Regions from separate parts of the Mus musculus genome. Here region 1 is linked to region 2. A link is a loop called in an ENCODE intact Hi-C map of the cell type or tissue named here. Cell type or tissue: left cerebral cortex. All regions are shown on one strand. Each heading gives the region's core, and the rest is flanking DNA. Links, peaks and the distances in the headings are about the cores only.

Region 1 (8,607 bases), core at 442-8,441, 340 kb after region 2:
GCTGGAGGTCAAGCCAGGAGGGCAAAGGAAGAGTTGCCTTGGCTATGGTGTTGCCTGGGAGGGGGACTTGGTCTCAAGAATTCAGAGACCAGTGGAAGCTCAGGTAAACCCAAAAGAGCCCCGATCTTTAGTGTCTGCCAATTTCCATGGTGTAAACACTTTCCCCATAACCCCATAATAGTTTCAAGCAAGCAACTATTTAACAACTGCTTGCTAGATTCCCAAGTGTGAGAAAACTGGCTCTCACCAGCTGGTTCTAACAAGCCAGAGACAGTGCCTGACTCAGGTATAGCAGGGTGCAGAGACTAGAGCCAGATGCCCCAAAGCAGCTCTTTCCATAGAGCCTTTCCCCAAGAGCGAAAACCCTGCTGAGTCTCTGCATTCTGACAGTCCAGGGCCTTGAGGCAAAGTATAGGCCTCTCCTCTCACCAGCTTCCCCCCTGCAGAAATCCCACCCAGCAGCCCTCCCCAAAGATCTTGTTAATTAAGTCAGAATAGCTGGCAAGCCTGCAGTACCAACTGAGTGTCGGGTGCCCGCCCCAGGGGCTGCATTTAACTAAATTGAATGAAGCCTGTGTTTGGTGAGCTAATGAGCAGAGACAGGAAGAGTGTGGCCCACTCCAGGCACAGGAGAGGGCTTAGCTGAACTACGATGACTCCAAAGCCAAGGGGGTCCAGGTTCTAAATCCTGCTAGAGTATCAATGTTGCCACGGGAAGTGGGTTCGAACCAGACTGCTGGCTAGCTGTGGGACCTCGAGTCAGTAGGCTGGGCATAGCCAGCTGGCAAGTGGGGGTGCCCCACCAGGCTGAAGAACAGGCCAAGGAAGCCACGCCTCCAAAAACAAAGACTAGCAGACAGGAGCCAGGGAATTGGGTCATTCCAAATGGTGCCTGGATCTGACAGGCTGTTACCCCAGGAGTAGCCTATAGACTGCTGACTTCAGGCAGCCTAGGAGGAAAAGCAATGGGCCCTGAGTCTCAACCCCTGAGTCCTATGCTGTCAAGCCTCAGTTGTAATCCGCTCACCCTGCAGATACCTCAGACCATCTTGACCCCTTGAATGTGGCCTTGGGCAAAGTGCTGAAACCATATGGAAGGGTTAGACTCTACTCTAGCCAGGCTCAGGGAGACCTGGGTATGCCCTTGCCCAACCTGAACCCAGGGCTCCATGCCAGCCTGTTTCTCCATCCCCCACTCAGCCCAAACCCTGTATCCCCACTTGCCTGTTCATGGTGCTCGATGCCCATGCTGACAGTGTTAACCAGAATAGCCATCATGATGCCTCTGTTGAAGTACTTGCTGTCCACAATGCCCCGCAGCTTGGCCCGTGTCTCTCGCCACACATCCCCACACAGTCGGGCTGCCCCGTCCTCCTGTTCCTCCTCCTTCCCCAAACCTGAGGAGACCCCATCCTCACTGCTTTGGGGTCCATCGCCATTGGCTTCAGCCTCTGCAGAACCGCCAGAACCTGAGCCTTCCTGGCCCGAGTCAGTGCTGCCCAGGCCAGAGGGCCGCCTGCCTGCCTCGTGCTGGCAGCGAGGGCAGCTGCTGGGATCGGAGGCCAGAATGGCAGAGATGGGCTGCACCAGTGTGTGGGGAGTGGTGTCCAGGGGACTGTGTCGTGGGCACAGCTCTGAAAAGCAAATGGGGGGGGCAGCATTAGTGTCTAAACTAGGTCCCCACCTCCCCCAGGGACACTGTGTGAAACAAGCTGACCCCACACACAGGCTCATCATACTTCAGTCATGCTAATGGTTGGTCACCTTTGACCTTGACCTTGGACCTGTCACACAGCAAATGTTCCCAGGCACAGGTATGGGGATCTGGGGACTGCAGGTCTGGATGGAGAGTGGACACCACTCGGAGGAAGCTATAATGACTTTGACATTCCTTACTTTGCCCAGCTGTGTGAAGTGGGGAAGACCGGACTGAGGCAGACTCTGGGAGCTCCCAGGAATTCACCCCACGACAGTGAGAGTCAGGCTAGATTGGGGACAAGGGACAGGAAGGGTGACAGCAGATAAGGCCTGAGACTTTCAACCCCCAACTGGCCTTGGATTTGTATAAACCATTTCAAAGAGGTGTTGGGAAGGGTTCCCTGTAGCTGGTTTGGCGGCTTCTCCTCCTCCTCCTCTTCCTCCTCCTCCTCCTCTTCCTCCTCCTCTTCCTCCTCCTCTTCCTCCTCCTCTTCCTCCTCCACCTCCTCTTCCTCCCTCTCCTCTCCTCCTCTTTCTTCTTCTTCTTCTTCTTCTTCTTCTTCTTCTTCTTCTTCTTCTTCTTCTTTTCTTCTTTTCCTTCTCCTCCTTCTCCTCCTCCTCCTCCTCCTCTTCCTCTGCCTTCTCCTCCTCCTCTGCCTTCTCCTCCTCCACCTCCTCTTCCTTCTTCTTCTTCTGCTGCTGCTGCTTTTCTTCTTTAATTTCTCTTAATTTTAAGTTTTTCTCTGTGTAGCCCTGACTATCCTGGAACTCACTCTGTAGTCCAGGCTGGCCTTAGAGATCTGCCTGCCTCTGCCTCCCCAAGTGCTGGGATTGAAGGTGTGTGCCACCACTGCCTGGCTGGTTTCTTCTTTGCACTTCCCTATATTATAGTAACATAAACACATTTTGCTTGAATAAGAGAGGGGGAAAAAACAGTAAAGGAAGAGAAGTGGGAAAGCCTGCACTTTCCTACACAGGCCTCTGAGCACGGCAAAGCAACCAGATACCTGGGTCATCCTACTCCAGCCATGGAGGACCAAAGCCCTTCCTTCTCAGACTGCATTAACACTCGACCCAGGAAAAGAGATGGGATGGAGGCCTGAGAAGTCGGTGGACTAAAAAGTATAAAATTTCCCTTCACAGCATTCCAAGAAGCTGTCCCTATGTCCACATCCTTAGGAAGGGAAGAACTAGCCTTGCCCAGACCCCAGCTCTCCTCTTCACTGCTAGGCCAAGCCCACAGGCCGCCTGGAACCACATCTAGATGACTAGTGGACAACTAACAACAGTGGACAACTGTCTGATCTTTGCTGGTCTCTCTGATTGACAGGTTATGACAGCTAGGAGCATGGAGTCCACTAGCCAGGGCCTCAGACAACAACTGTCAATCACAGGCACAAACTAATAGAATCCTTGAGCCCTGCCCTGGAAGGGGGAGACAGGAGGCCCCACCAGGGTGATCAAGGGGAACAGGACATGCCATGTTCCACAGCTGCTTTGAGGAACAGTCCTGGGGCCTGATAACTTCTCTATAGTAGCGAGGAGAAAGCAGAGCTCCTGGGAGCTCTGGGTTGTCTCCTCTTAGGGTTTTGTGCATTTGCAGCTAGAGACAAACACTCTGGAGAAAAGGCCACCTCTGACATTCCATATGACCGAGTCTTACACAGACACACTGGACCACTTAAGTGACTCTCTCATCTCCTTGGGCCTTGGTTTCCCATCTGAAAACTGGAGACATGATTTCTAGTCTGCCTCTTTCTCAGGGCTATTTCTTGAAAGAAGCAGGCTAAGGAATCTCTCTCTCTCTCTCTCTCTCTCTCTCTCTCTTCTCTCTCCTCTCCTCTCCTCTCCCCTCTCCCTCCCTCCCTCTCTCCCTCTCTCCCTCTCTCCCTCTCTCCCTCTCTCCCTCTCTCCCTCTCTCCCTCTCTCCCTCTCTCCCTCTCTCCTTCTCTTCCTCCCTCCTTGCAACAGGGTCTCATGGAGCACACACTAGTCTTAAACTCACTATATAGCTAAGGATACCCTTGAACTTCTGATCCTCCTACTCTATGTCCCAAGCCCCAGGATTACCACCATGCTGGTACTTGAACTAGAGTTTTCAAGCATGCTCTGCAAGCACACTAGCAACTGCACTATAGACCCATCCCAGAGAGCATCCTTTCTAAGCTAAACACTAAACTTACATAAACAACCTAGCACCACTCAAACAGGAGGCAGGAGCAGAGTATGTAGACAAGGGTCCCAATGTGACATGGTATATACTGTCCCATGTGCCAGGGACCTGATGTCACTACTCAGGTGTGCTGGTAAGCAGGGACAGCCATGGGAGCCAGAGTGAAAGATGACATGTGTACCCACAAAGAGGGAGGCTAGTCTTGCAAAGCTCTGAAATAATCGCTTGCCTTTTAAGTATAGGTTCGAGGGAATGGTGCCCTGGTTTGCCTGCAAAACTTGGAAGAATTTCTCCGGGGAGAGAATGAGCCCACACAGGCTGGACAGAGATGGTGGCAAGAAGTGAGTGAAGCAGATGAGTTCCAATGGGCCATGAAGGAAGCAGTATGGCCTGAAGTGAACCCTTGGGATCCCACCTCTGACTGATATGGACAGTTCCTGTTCTAGCAGGCATGACCCACTTGCACTATTGCCATTCTGAGACCCCCACGTCATGGCACATGAGCTGCAGAGTCAAGGCCACTTACTGCAGTGGCTGGGCTCCTTGGCATGGGGCCCAGGCTTGGCAGGGGCTGGTGTCCCGGGGCCCGTGGCCTGGCGCCGGTTCTGCAGGGCCTGGTAGAGGCCTAGAGCACGGCGCTTGGCCTTGCGAAGGATGTGACAGACATATTGGAAGATCTCCTCATAGCAGTCGCCGGGCTCGGCGTAACTGGCCACCGTGCTGGAGGACAGGTAGCGCTGGCGTTGCTCCAGCATCAGCCGGTGCTCCCGTTGCTTGGTCTCAGAGAACTGGGTCGCTATGACAACGAGGCACAGGTTGATCATGAAGAAGGAGCCCACCTGTAACCAACAGGAGGAAAGGACAGGAACAGGGACAGTGGGGACAGATAAGGAGACAGAGGGGTAGAACCAGCAAGAGGGGGGTGGCATGGGAGAAGGGGACAAAGAGATGGAGAAAGAGTTAGCAAGAGCAGGAGACAGAGAGGGAAGCCAGAGAAAGACAGGAGAAATGGGAGGAGGGGAAGGGGAGGGGACAGATCAGCGATGCAGAGGAGAGGGAAGAAGATGGAGCAGAAAGAAAGACAGCAAGACAGAGGACAACCAGGGTACAGAGAGTCAAAGACATAAAGAGGATGGAGGAGGAAGGAGAAAGGATGTGGGGAGGAGAGGAGAAAAGAAGAGAAAGGAGAAGGAAAGGGGAGTGGGAAAGACAGAGAAAGACCAGAATAGTCATAGTCAGGGGCAGGAATAGACAGACAGAGGTACAGGGAAGATGGAGGGGCCCAGAGAGACAGAAACACGGACACAGATACACAGGTGGGACAGGAAAAGATGACTGAGTCCTTGCAGAGGAAGCCACAGCCTAGGTGACTTCCCAGGTCAGACTGGGACTGTATCCAAGCCCAGGCCCCATCAGAACCAAGACCCAACTATACTAACCCATGTAGGACAGAGATACTGAAGCCAAGAGGATAGCCACAATCCCTCCAGTCACAAAGGTCCTACGTCCTACTCACCAGCCTGGACTTGGGCCGTGTGCTTAGAAGGGGAGGTGGAGCCAGGTCCCTCCCCTCTGTTTCCCATCTAACTAGCCCAGTACCAGTCACCTCCCCTGGTCCTCACTAACCCTGAAAGAGCTCCTCTGGCCTGGCAGGAAAGATGTGACCTCCAGCCTTCTGGGATATCACCGACAGGTACATACAGATGGCTGCCCACTTCCCATTACATACAACTGAAGAGCTAAAGAGGTACAGGGCTTCATGGCCCAGAGGACTCTGGGAAATAGACTGCTTCTTAGACAAAAAGCATTTCCATAGCATTTCCCAGAAAACTGTTCTTCCCTGGGCTGGTTAAGGATGCAAAAAACAGAAAGATTAGACCCTGCGCTCTGAAGGCTCATCCCTGTAAGGCTCCTATCTAGCCTTCGTTCAACAGTGGTTGCCCTGGGTGACCCAGACAGGTCTCAACCTCTCTGGATCTCTGTTCCCCATCTGTAAATTGGGAGGCTGTAGTAAAATGGGCCCCAGACTTTTCTAACCAGAGACTGGAAGCTGTGTGTAAAGACTGAAAACCCTCCAGCAGCCCCCTGATGGCATCCTCTGTCTTGAGACAGGGGCACTTGGGCACCAAGTGTCCCCAGCAACATCAGAGCACATTTACTGAACACTTACTAAAGAACAAGGGTATGCAGGCTCCTGGCCAGCCCTCCTCATCACCTAGGAACTAATCGCTGCCAGTGATCCATCTCATGGAATCTGAGGAGCCTGCCTCAAGTCCTACTTAATGACTTCCTGTGGGAGAGGACTGAGCCTTCTGTCTTCCTGTAGGAAGTCACCCACACACCTGTCCTCCCCCAAAGGGCCCCTCCAGCCCCTACAGCTTCTCTCTATCATGACACCTAAGCTTCTGTGTGTCACTGTGACCTCTCAGCTCTTCTTTCCCAGAGACTGGATCCCTGCTCTGCCACAAGAACTCAATCCATCTTGTCTGGATGTTCTGTTGAAACTAACTTAATGAAGAGCCTGGGAATCTGGACCCTTCTCTCTTTCATCTGGTTTCTCCTGAGTCTGAGGTCCTAGGCTTCCCCGGGAAATTGCTGGAGCTGTATCCCAGCAGGTATGGCGCAGGTCAGCAGCCACTCAAGCTTGCCTTCGCCCACCACCAGGAAGCTAGAGAACCCAGCCTTTGTGTTGGGGACTGAACACAGCTCTGCCAGAAGCCTGACCTCTGTGGACTGTGCTGAGGCAGAAAGCCACCGGTATGCAGGACAAGGTGGACATTGGAAAGCACAGACAGGAAGTGCTGGCCTATAGAGGCAGAGAGATCCCTGCCTCTATCACCTGGTCACACGCACAGCTGCAGAAAAGCCAGAGTTCAAAGATCTGCCCAGAGCGCCACCAGGCCACTACCAAGGCCAACCTCCTATCCCGTGTCATATCCAGCAACAGAGCATCTTGTCTACCCCAGGAAAAATGGGGAACAGATGCAACCCCTGAGAAGCTCCATTCTGGAACTATACCCCCAGCTAAGGCCATGAAAGATTGTATTCCTAGGGATTCAGGAAGAGAAAGACAAGCAGAACCAGCGGGTTAGATGTTAAAGGCTAGAGACAACTGAAGGCAGATGTGATAGATGCTTCCAGCCACAGCCCTGATAAGCCACTTCAATCACAGGCTGGGGTTGGTTGACTGCATTTAAAAATATCCCTTTCTTGGAGATGAATTTCCTCCTCCTCCTCCTCCTCCTCCTCCTCCTCCTCTTCTTCCTCCTCCTGTTCTGCTCCTCCTGTCCTGCCAGGCTCCCCTAGCCCTGAGGGCTCCCTTGGGGGACTGTCCACCCCTTCTCTCCCTCCCCACCCCCACCCAGCGCCATGGTCCATGGTCCTGAACTTGCCCTGATACTTACTATGATGAGCAGGATGAAGTAGATGAAGTTGTAGAAAGAATGTGCATCCATCACGTAGTACATGATCTCCACCCAGCCTTCCAGAGTGATCACCTGCAGCGGGCACGAGGACAGGGGCAGAGGCTAAGACGTGGGCCCTCCTGTGCACCGGGATTTAAGACAAACCCCAACAGGGGCTGGAGTAGGGGGGGCAGCACCAGTAAGAAAACCAAGGTTCCAAGAGATACCGATGCCAGTGACCCCCATCACACTGCCAGGCAGGCGGGGAGCAGACACTCTCAGGAGGTAGGTGACAAAGCCCAAGGCTCAAGGCTTTGCCTGCTTTACCTATTTCCTGGCTCAAGGCTTTACCTACTGAGTGAGGATGCCGGCCATGTCAGCCGCTGCTGGCTGACCAGACCTGGGCCTGAATGGTCTCACCTGAAAGATCACGATCCAGGCATAGCCAATGTTGTCAAAGTTGATGGCGCCCTTGTGAGGGTTGGCGTTGCCCGTGCGGCAGACGTTGTAGTAGCGGTTCCAGTTGACGCAGAGGCCGCTGGCGTTGAGGTCTTGGCGTCCCGCCCCGAAGTCGTACATGTCATCTTTGGACAGGCAGCACTCTCGGCCCTGCTCCTTGAGTGGAGGGATCTCGTGACAGCCCATAATGCCATTGTCCCCCGACAGGGAGCAGATGAAGGGCATCTCGTCGTCCTCTTCTGGTTGGTAGTAAGGGGGCAGGGCCACATCCCCTTGTCTGCCACAGAAAAGAGCAGGTCAAAGAGCAACAGGGAAGGGTCACTGCCAGGTGTACCGCATAGAGAGGCCATGCTGTTTTGGGTGTTGGGATTAGACCGAGGCCACATCACTACCTCCAGGCCCACGTAGTCCCCTCCTGAGACACCCTTTCCCACTTCTGATCACAAAGGTCCTGACAGGTCTGTTGGGATCCCTTTTCAAGGTTCCCTCCTCTAAAGAACCTTTCCTGGAGGAGCCTCCCTTCCACGGAACTAAGCCAGGGCTCCCTGAGCTACACTGTGGCCTAGGACACACAGTTTAGACAAGACAGACCAAGGGCTCAGTTAGTAGCCACTGGATTCTGACAGCCCAGCAGGTGAGGGAGTGTGTGGCCCCGGGGCTGAAATCTCTTCCCTCCTTGGACATGGACTCTCTCATTTATGACATTTGTTCATAAGCTCTGCTTTGCCCACCACATAATCACAAGTGAAATCCCCATTGTGATTTTATCTATGGAAGCCAGCTAGATGGATCAAAGAGGGATCACCTAGAGAGGGTTTAAAACTGAAAAGATAGCTGGGCGTGGTGGTGCACGCCTTTAATCCCAGCACTCAG
Region 2 (8,607 bases), core at 229-8,228:
CTCTAGAGTCAGATACCAATGACTTAAAGATTCCTGTCACTAGCAGCTAAATGTTGTAGGCAGCTTCAAGCTCTCAAAGCGAAATCAAAGGCAGTCACAGGGATCCTCACAGGAGGGTATGGGGGTAGCAAGGATGAGAGCCACAACTATTTGCCTTACTGCAGGGCTGAAGCAAGTAGTAGCCCTGTTCCTCATTGGTCAGAGCCAGGCCCTGGCCTTCCAGTCCAGCCTCCTGTCTGTCTGCCACTCAGCCATTCTATAGCTAAGTTATAGAAGTGCCTGGGGAGGGCCAGCTGTCCCAGTGTGCAGGGTGGTCACAGTGCCATGGGGTGACCCAGGGAGATAATGGAACAGCATAGGCCCTGAGGTTGGGAGAGCTGCCTTTCTCTAGAGCGCCCCCTTCTCCCCTCTCCAGCCTTTCTACCTCCCTCATAATCCTAGGAAAAGGCCCCGGCAGTTTTCATGGTTGAACCCTGCTCTGAACTCTGGGGAAGGGGAGCTGAGAGGCAGCCCTGACACCCCAGCTAGCCCTGGAGGCAGAGTCCACTTCCTCAGATGCCTGCTGGCTGCTTTTCCCAGGTGGAAGCCACTGTGTTACTTCCTGCCTATTCCTCCATTACACAATAAAGACAATCTCCCCGCTCACACCACCCTCTGTATCACTTCAACTGTGAATTTAATTAAGGTGACACTGCCTCTTGTGAGTTGTAGTAGCAGGCGAGGCACTGGGCAGAGCCTAGGCTAGGCAGGGCTGCTTCAGCCCCTTTGTGAATCCCTATGCCTTTTGAAGGCCACACTGCCCAGGTCTGCTGTCTTTGCTCCACTAGACACTGCCTCACTGGGGCGATAATGAACTCACACCTCAGGACCTACTGCAAAAAAACTGCCTGAGCCCCTCCCTCCTGGGTGTCCCATAGACTCAGGCAGATGACTGCCCAGGGGGAGGTAGAACAGGAAACCAGCAGCCTTGTGTGGTGCTGCTGAGGGCTGCGTCTGTGAAAGTCATTAAATTCTACCACCCTGAGCCCCTTGCTGCAGCAGCAACAGCGGATGCGCAGTTCCCACTTCCTTTCCTCAGCGGCTTTTTCTGTTTGTTTTGGCCCAGCAAGCAGATACCCAGTACATCTCCAGAGGCAGTAGCATTTTGAAGACAGGTAAGCAAAATCAATCTCTGGATCCAGAAATGAGGCAGGAGTGTGCCAAGGGCACAGGGGCACTGATGGAGCCTGTGCCCTGCCAGCTCCTTCCCAGAGAAACTAGTCTTTTTTTTTTTTTTTTTTTTTTTTGGTTTTTCGAGACAGGGTTTCTCTGTATAGCCTTGGCTGTCCTAGAACTCACTTTGTAGACCAGGCCGGCCTCGAACTCAGAAACCCACCTGCCTCTGCCTCCTGAGTGCTGGGATTAAAGGTGTGTGCCACCACTGCCCGGCTGAGAAGCTAGTCTTGAGCAGGACCTGACCCTTTGGTTTACTGGGTTTGGATGGCAGCCTGATGAAATCCCTCAGGGTTCACTGCCATGACTCTGACAGAGAAACAGGCTTGAGGGAAAATCATTTGTGTCCCATCATTCCTTCCATGTTCATTTTACTAGGAGACTGCCAAGGGCAGGCGCCTCAGACCCATGCAGATTAATGTGGAAGAATTACACCAGCCAACCAAAGTATTTCTTTTTATAAAGTATGTCGGCAGGGTAGTGAATGACCCAAAGACGACTTACGGGAGAAAGCCAAGCTACAAGGAGGATTAGTACTGTTGAGGAGTGGTGGTGCACACCTTCAATCCCAGCACTCGGCAAGCAGAGGCAGGTGGATCACTGAGTTCAAGGCCAGCCTGGTCTACAGAGCGAGTTCCAGGACAACACCCTGTCTCAAACAAACCAACCAAACCAAAAAACTAAACCAACCCAAAAGAGGATCTTCATCCTGCAGCCTACGAAGAGATGAGGGGCATGCAAGCTGGCGAGCAGGAGGACTGGGAGTACCACAGCCTGGGGCACATGGATGACAGCCAGCTGGAAGGTGCCTCAGGAGAGGGGTGGTGGCAGCAACACGGAAAGTCACCACAGCACTGCGCTGACAGTAAGTCCCCTCTTTTTATAACTTTTAGGGCGTCACATTCTTTATCTGGAACATTCTTCCTCTGGTGTCCATGTGTCCATCTGAGGCTCTGCTCCAGTGTTCCTTAACCAGTGAGGCATACCCTGGACACCTGTATAGCAGTGACAACACTCCCTGCCTTCAACTGTCCCTAAGGTAATGGCACCACAAGTAAGGGCTTTAGTTCATTCCACTCCCTGCTCAATTTAGAACAGTGCCCCACAGAGCAAATGCTTCGAAACAAGTAGGCAATGGCTAGATATTTGGAGTTCAGACCAGTACAAGCAGCGCTGAGTGAAGCACGCTTACCTAGCACCTTACTGAAAGAGTAACCATGGCCCAAGCAGCCTCAGAGGAACTGGGAGGGCAGCACAGCTGAGCTGGAGGAACGATTCAGCAGCTAAAGACACTGTTGCTCGTTCAGAGGACCTGAGCTCCGTTCACAGCACCACATGGCGGGTCACAAACACCTGTAACTCCAGTTACAGGGGACACAGTGCCTCCTTTTGAACCATAAAGGCAGCGGGCATGCATACAGTGCACATATATACATGCAGACGAGATACTCATACACATAAAATGAAGTAAATTATACATGTGTGAACAGTACAGCTACCTCCTCTGGAGCAGAGTTAGCTTACCTCGGCCTCTCTGCTGGTCATAGGCCAGAATAATCAGACCTGACTACAGGTTCCACATGCCAGCTGAGGTCTGAGCCATGCTCCTCAGAAGCAACACTTGACTGATATTCCCAAGAATGAGGTCACAGACCCTCGGCCCTGGAAGCACTTTCCCACCAGTCCACCCTGATGAGGACTCAGATTTCCAGGAAGGACATCAAAGATGTCCTGCAGCTGCTTTGAGGAATCTAGGAGAGAGACTATGCTGCCCCTCCCTCACAGCCTGTCTGGGGACACAGGGATTGGCCCTACTGGAGTGCAAGGATCCCGTTCATGGGGTACCACCATCAGGGAAACACTTGGGAAACCACCTGAGTTCTGAGTGACAGAATTTCACACTATATCTCTTTAACACTTGAAAACCACTCTTCATTTCCAATTGATCCCCTAGGGGTTCCCTCCTAGGAGGGAACTCCCTCCTCAAACCTAGCAACTCCCAAAGATAGAGCTTGGCCTAAGTCTCCTGCATTGGTGTTGATCTGAAGACCCCCATGTGTAGGAGAGCTCTGGGGGAAACCAAGGTTCCTATTCAAAATGCAGATATCTACATTCAGTGCTTCATGCGCTGCTAATGAATCTGTTACCATGTGGTCTAACCAGGAAAAGGTCTTCTTCCACTGAAGCCCCGGAGCCAGCATAGTCTAAGCTAACAACAGCGAGAGTATTCATGCGTTGGAGACACTAGAATCCACTATTTTGCTACATGAATTTCTTTGATACTGGCATTCCCGTGCCTTGCTTCTGATTTAATTCACTGTTTAATGTTAAAGACTTGCAGTGGGGATTGGCTAAAAGATGAACTGGATCCTCACGGCAATAGCTGTGATAAAAGCTTTGGTTTCCAAAGCTTATTTATCAGTCAGCATCACCAGCATTCCACATTTGCTGAACGCCATCAGTCCCTTAGTTTTTACCTCTATGGAGAATGTCATCCAGAGAATGGTGGATTTATTTGGCTTAATCCTGTTTCATACTGTTTCCTTCTTTCTTTTTTTTTTTTTAACTGCAGATTTCTGAGCACAGCCCAGCAGTTCAGACTCTGTTCACAGGATTTCTAAACAAGGATGCCCCTGGCTGTGCCGTCCTGAGACTACGAAATCTCTGTCCCAGAGAGCCTGTATAGGTGCAGGTGGTGGCAAGTGGCCTGGAAGGCAGCAGCTAATAGCAGTGCAGGAGCAAGGCTTAGAGAAAAAGAAAAACTGCAAAGGACAACCAGCTTCAGCCACTAGAGGGGGCTCTGGGTCTTCAAACCGCCAGGCTGATTCCATTATGCACCCCCCGCCCCCCAGCCCCAAAGGAGGCAATTCTGTGAGATTCTCCCCAGGGCCACACCTGGGTTTGCAAAAATTTGCATGCTGTTTGACAACTATATACTTCTTATCAAGCAATTTTACAGGCTGTCAGCTCTCGGCTTTTCCTATCTCTCTCTTTCGCCCACCCTGTCATCCACCCACGTTCTCTGACAAGAGGGTGCAGAGACAGATAGGACAGTCAGCATCAACTCAAAGGGACCTCAGAAGCCCTCCCCAGCTTACCCCTCCTCCTCCAGAAGAGGAGACAGCCCGGGAGAGGGGAGGGCAGCGATTGTGCCACCACTGTCTGTTGTCGCTTGCATGCTCCCTGTGGGAAGGGGATTCCCTCCCTGGATGGATTCCTTCTCTGAGGAAGAAGCTGAAGTGGTTCCAATCCAACCCAGGCTCCAGCTCCCCCAGGGCTGGGCCCATGCTGTGCTGTGAGGTGTGTGTGTAGTCAGCTGCTCAGCTGCTGCCACCCTGAAGAAGGGAACTGGAGGTTCCGCAGCCTGGGGTTGGGGGGTAGAGAGGGGTTAGGAAGAGCCTTTGGGAGGAGAAACTCTGTGTCTCAACTCTGCCTTTGAGCAAGAATGAAGCAGGGGCCAGAGGTCTTTAGAGCGCTGGGACTTCAGGGACTTGATGAGGGTGGCAGTGTGTGTGTGTGTGTGTGTGTGTGTGTGTGTGTGTGTGTGTGTGTGTATGCGCACGCTACCTCTATGTTCTTCCCAAGGCTGAAGCTGGACACTTCAGACTTTCCTATGAGTGTCAGCCACTCTCACTCAGCCCTTCTGCTCAGAGCTCCCAAAGGCGCACAATGGGGTCTGCTTGTTGGCTCCAGAGCACCATGTACAAATGCTCGGAGATAGGAGGCAGTGGCAAACGCTAACTGCCCAAGTCATCTAAGCTGGGGAATCTGACAGGAGAGGCAGCAGGAAGGGACAGACAATGGGCTTTGGGTTTCTATGGAAACAGCACCTCAGGGTGAGGGGCAAGGGAAGAGAGCTTCCATCTCACTTCCAGTCAGGAGTTGGGAAACAGCCCCTTTGTGGTTGGCCTCACCCCCTCCTCTTTCTTGCCAGGTGTTCACCATGGCAACCCTCCTTCCAAATAAGAGGCACAGCACATCAGCATCTGGTGCTGGGGAGCTAGGGAAGCCCAAGGGGAATGGGAATGAGAGACCAAGCACTCCTCCTTGACAGGAAGAGGTCCAGGCCTGGCTTTGAGGCAGGCTTATAGTCATTTCCCATGTTCCCCCAGTTTCCACCTGCATCTTGCCTCAGTGGTCATGAGGGTGAAGCGAAGGAAAGTGCCCTTGCAGAACCTGGCCTGCCTTGCTGCTCAGGGAGCGCGGACCCACTAGAGGCAGGGGAAAAGGGAGAGGTGTCCTGGTGCTCATCCTGTGTCACATTCTGCTTTGTCTGGTGTCATCACCAGACTCCTGAAAGATGATAATGGAGACTGCTCCAGAGAGAAAAAAGACAGGGCTTCAAGGAGATCCCAGATCGATGGTTAGAAACGTTGTCACCACATCAACAATCTCTCCCAGAGGGCAAATCCACTTTTCAAATAGACATGGGGGAAAACAGTTCTACATATTACCACAGACACTGGGAGGCTGGGTCAGGGCATTGGTGGGACCAGGTAAAGGTGGGATATGTCTGGTTTGGTTAGATCCTGATGACAGCAAGGAACAAGGTGGCCAGAAAGAGCCCTAGACTCTGTTTATTTATAATAGAAAAGCTTGTCCTGTTTCCTTCCTTTACTGTGTTCCAGTGAAGGTGATCTGAAAACATGGAGGTAAGAGTCCTCAAGGGCCGTCCAGACCCACTGCTGTGCTCAACACTAAGCAAACCACACATCACTCTTCCCTCAGAGACCAGGATCTGAAACTGTGACCTGCAGACTTGCCCAGGGTCCCCAGGTTCAATGAGACAGACCAGGACTGGGGGGAGGCCCTTCTGACCCAGGAGAGCCTTCCTGCTTCCTGCCAGCAAACTGTACCCTGTGTCTGGGAGGCAGACAGCCCATAAGGGCCATGTGTGCGGCCAGGAGCTCACCTGATATGTTGGCATTGGAACCCTCATTGTGCCTCTTTCCCAGAGGAAACTCCACATCGGCAAACGTCTCAGTGGAGGGGGAGCTGGCCATGCTGCTGGGCACTGCAGGCCTCTTCACTCGACGGCTGAAGAGCCTGCTGCTGAAGCGTTTGCCCTCCTTGGCTGGGGTGGCCTCCCCATTGGCAGCTTCTCCCTTGCCATTCTGGGGCAGTGCCTCTCGGGACCTGTGCTTCGCGTCTGTGTGTGCATGAGAGACCGGTCTGCCATTGGTAGGTCTCTGCAATCTTGGGGAAATGGGCTCCACAGTGGGCAATATCTGCTCTACTGTGACCAGGTCATTCAGAAAGCTCTCCAGACGCCGGGCAGACTCACCACCGCCACTGCCCTCCTCCTGCCCCTCTACGTTGCCACCAGCTTCTCGCTGCTGCCGGGCCGCCCAGCGCATCATCTCTCCTGGAGGACGGCGGGTGCCTGCCACCAATGCGTACTTGGGGTTGATAAGCTTTCGAGCTACCGTGGAGGAGTAGTTGAGGCCAATCCTGCCTGCCAGGCCCAGGTGCTGGTGCAAGTTCACTTCCTCCGAGATGGCATACAGCTCCCGGAACTCTATGTCAAAGGGCTCCATGTTCTGTCCTGTCAGGAGCAAGAGGAGATTCCTGTCCACATAGGAGGAGCTCCAGGTAAAGCTGGGGACAGAAAAGCAGAGACATGGATGGGCCCGGACCTCTCTCTCCAGTGCCCTACCAGTAGCTCCTTCACTGCCAGCCTCAGCCTGCCCCGTGGGCACACTGCCTGATGTTTGGAGAAAGGTGCCCCTTGCCCTCACACTGGACCACTCTCCTTCCACCAGGCCAGATTCTCCTTTCCTTTCCATTGGGGCTTGAGAAGTCAGACCTAGAGGCACATCTTTACAGTGGGGCTTATAGGACCTAAGGTAGAACACGCCACAGGAAGTGTTCTTAACTCAAGACTTTGAGGCTCAAATGAAATAGCCAGCTAAATACCTGGCACTGATGCATGCAATGCATGGGAACTAAACTGCACCACTGCCAGCCTGCTGCTGACCGTTCCCAGAGCGTACAGTGCCTGCAAAACTCTTACTTTAACTGCAGGAGAGGACTCAGATCACTTACTCATGGCTACAATATACTCAAGACTCACCTTGACTTTGACTTTTTCAGAGGAAAGAGATGACTCAGATACAGGTTCTCATGCACCTGGTACTTTGCCTTTCTAGTCAAATTCTGGGGTCATCTCTCTGTGCTCCATCTATAGCAGTGTGAATGAAAATGGCCCCCATAGCCTCATCTGTTTGAACGCTTAGTCCCCAGTTGGAGGACCATGGCCTTCTTGCTGGAGGCGTGCCACTGTGGATGGGATTTGAAGTTTCAGAAACCCATGTCATTCCCCGTCAGCTTTCTTTGCCATGTGCGTGTGGATAAGATGTAAGCTCTCAGCTGCTGCTCCAGCGCCACACCTGCCTGCCTGCTGCCATGCTCCCTGCTATGATGATCATGGACTCTAACCCTCTGGATCCATGACCCCCCAAACTAAAGCTTTCTTTTAAGTCGCCTTGGTCATGGTGTTTGGTCACAGGAATAGAAAAGTAACTAAGACAACATCTTATATCCTTTCCCAGATCTTGTCCTCTCTACTTCCTGCTTATCCCACCCCAAAACCACCTTCAAAGTACAATGGGCTGCCAGAGGACCGTGACAAGCTGGCATTGTTTAATGCCTAGGAAGAGCTGGTCCTCTGTCTGGAATAACTAATCTGTCAACAGAAAGTCTTAGGAAAGGAACTGGGCAGGAGGCTTTTGCGATCAGGACACAGACAATGACTCTTAAAAATCATACCCATGGAAGCTCCAGGCTAGCATACTCCTGAACAATTTCCATGAATACAGGTCCCCTGGGCCCTCCCCTGAGCTGGCCCAACATACCTGAAAGAGCCGGTAGCTACTTTGTCCCCATCGACCATCAGGAACTTTGATGAGAGAGTCCCCTTGATCTTCCCCATGGGCATGTAGAACCCAATTCCTGTCACAGAGCGGACACGGATGTTCTGTTGAGAAGAGGAGAAAGACATAGTGCCCTGTTTTGGGAGACCTCGAGGCTCTGTATCAAGGCCTTGCTTTGGGAGAGGTCCACAGACCCTTACTGCTGCCTGAGTCTTTCCAAAATTCTCTGCTTGCTTTAGCTTTACATATTTTACTTTGTACAAGAGAGTTCTTGCTTAAAGTTCCCCCCGAAGAGCTGCAGCCTTATGTTGAACCTGACAGTGAAGTCAATGGTTCTACAGACTGACCGGCCCGAGGCTGGGTCACAGCTGCCTCCTTCAGCCTCAGCAGCTCTAGGACAACATTTAGGATATACAAATAAGCAGTTACAAGTTCCTGAGGCTTGGCTTCACATAGAAGGAAAAATATTGAGATCTTGAACTTCAGCCTGAGCCCCTGAGCTTAGGAGGAGGCAGGAGGAGGG

Evidence for each region. A loop is a pair of places that touch in the nucleus more often than their neighbours do. Peaks named below come from ENCODE experiments on the same cell type or tissue, not always from the same donor. Only the 100,000 strongest peaks of a DNase experiment are listed, where the experiment ranks them.
Region 1: a loop joins it to region 2, with 2.4 times the contacts of the local background. A loop is called at or near these places in 1 of 42 quality-filtered maps.

What each region holds. Positions count from the first base shown.
Region 1 is chr15:80,354,890-80,363,496 of GRCm38, reverse strand. It overlaps Cacna1i (calcium channel, voltage-dependent, alpha 1I subunit), which reads right to left. Exons shown (of 37, transcript NM_001044308.2): 7 at 7,696-8,011; 8 at 7,276-7,368; 9 at 4,398-4,710; 10 at 1,225-1,634. Among named protein-coding and RNA genes, the nearest start is that of Gm41363, 41 kb to the left of the region's middle. In left cerebral cortex, for the core only: no CTCF peak of the experiment used is centred there; DNase peaks (open chromatin) are centred at 829, 1,786 and 4,439.
Region 2 is chr15:80,690,114-80,698,720 of GRCm38, reverse strand. It overlaps Fam83f (family with sequence similarity 83, member F), which reads right to left. Exons shown (of 5, transcript NM_145986.2): 3 at 8,067-8,188; 4 at 6,125-6,810. It overlaps A430088P11Rik (RIKEN cDNA A430088P11 gene), which reads left to right and starts at 1,111. Exons shown (of 3, transcript NR_045310.1): 1 at 1,111-1,154; 2 at 1,678-2,077; 3 at 3,785-7,696. In left cerebral cortex, for the core only: a CTCF peak has its summit at 4,004 (motif pointing right); DNase peaks (open chromatin) are centred at 3,994 and 4,436; H3K4me3 peaks cover 295 bases; H3K27ac peaks cover 433 bases.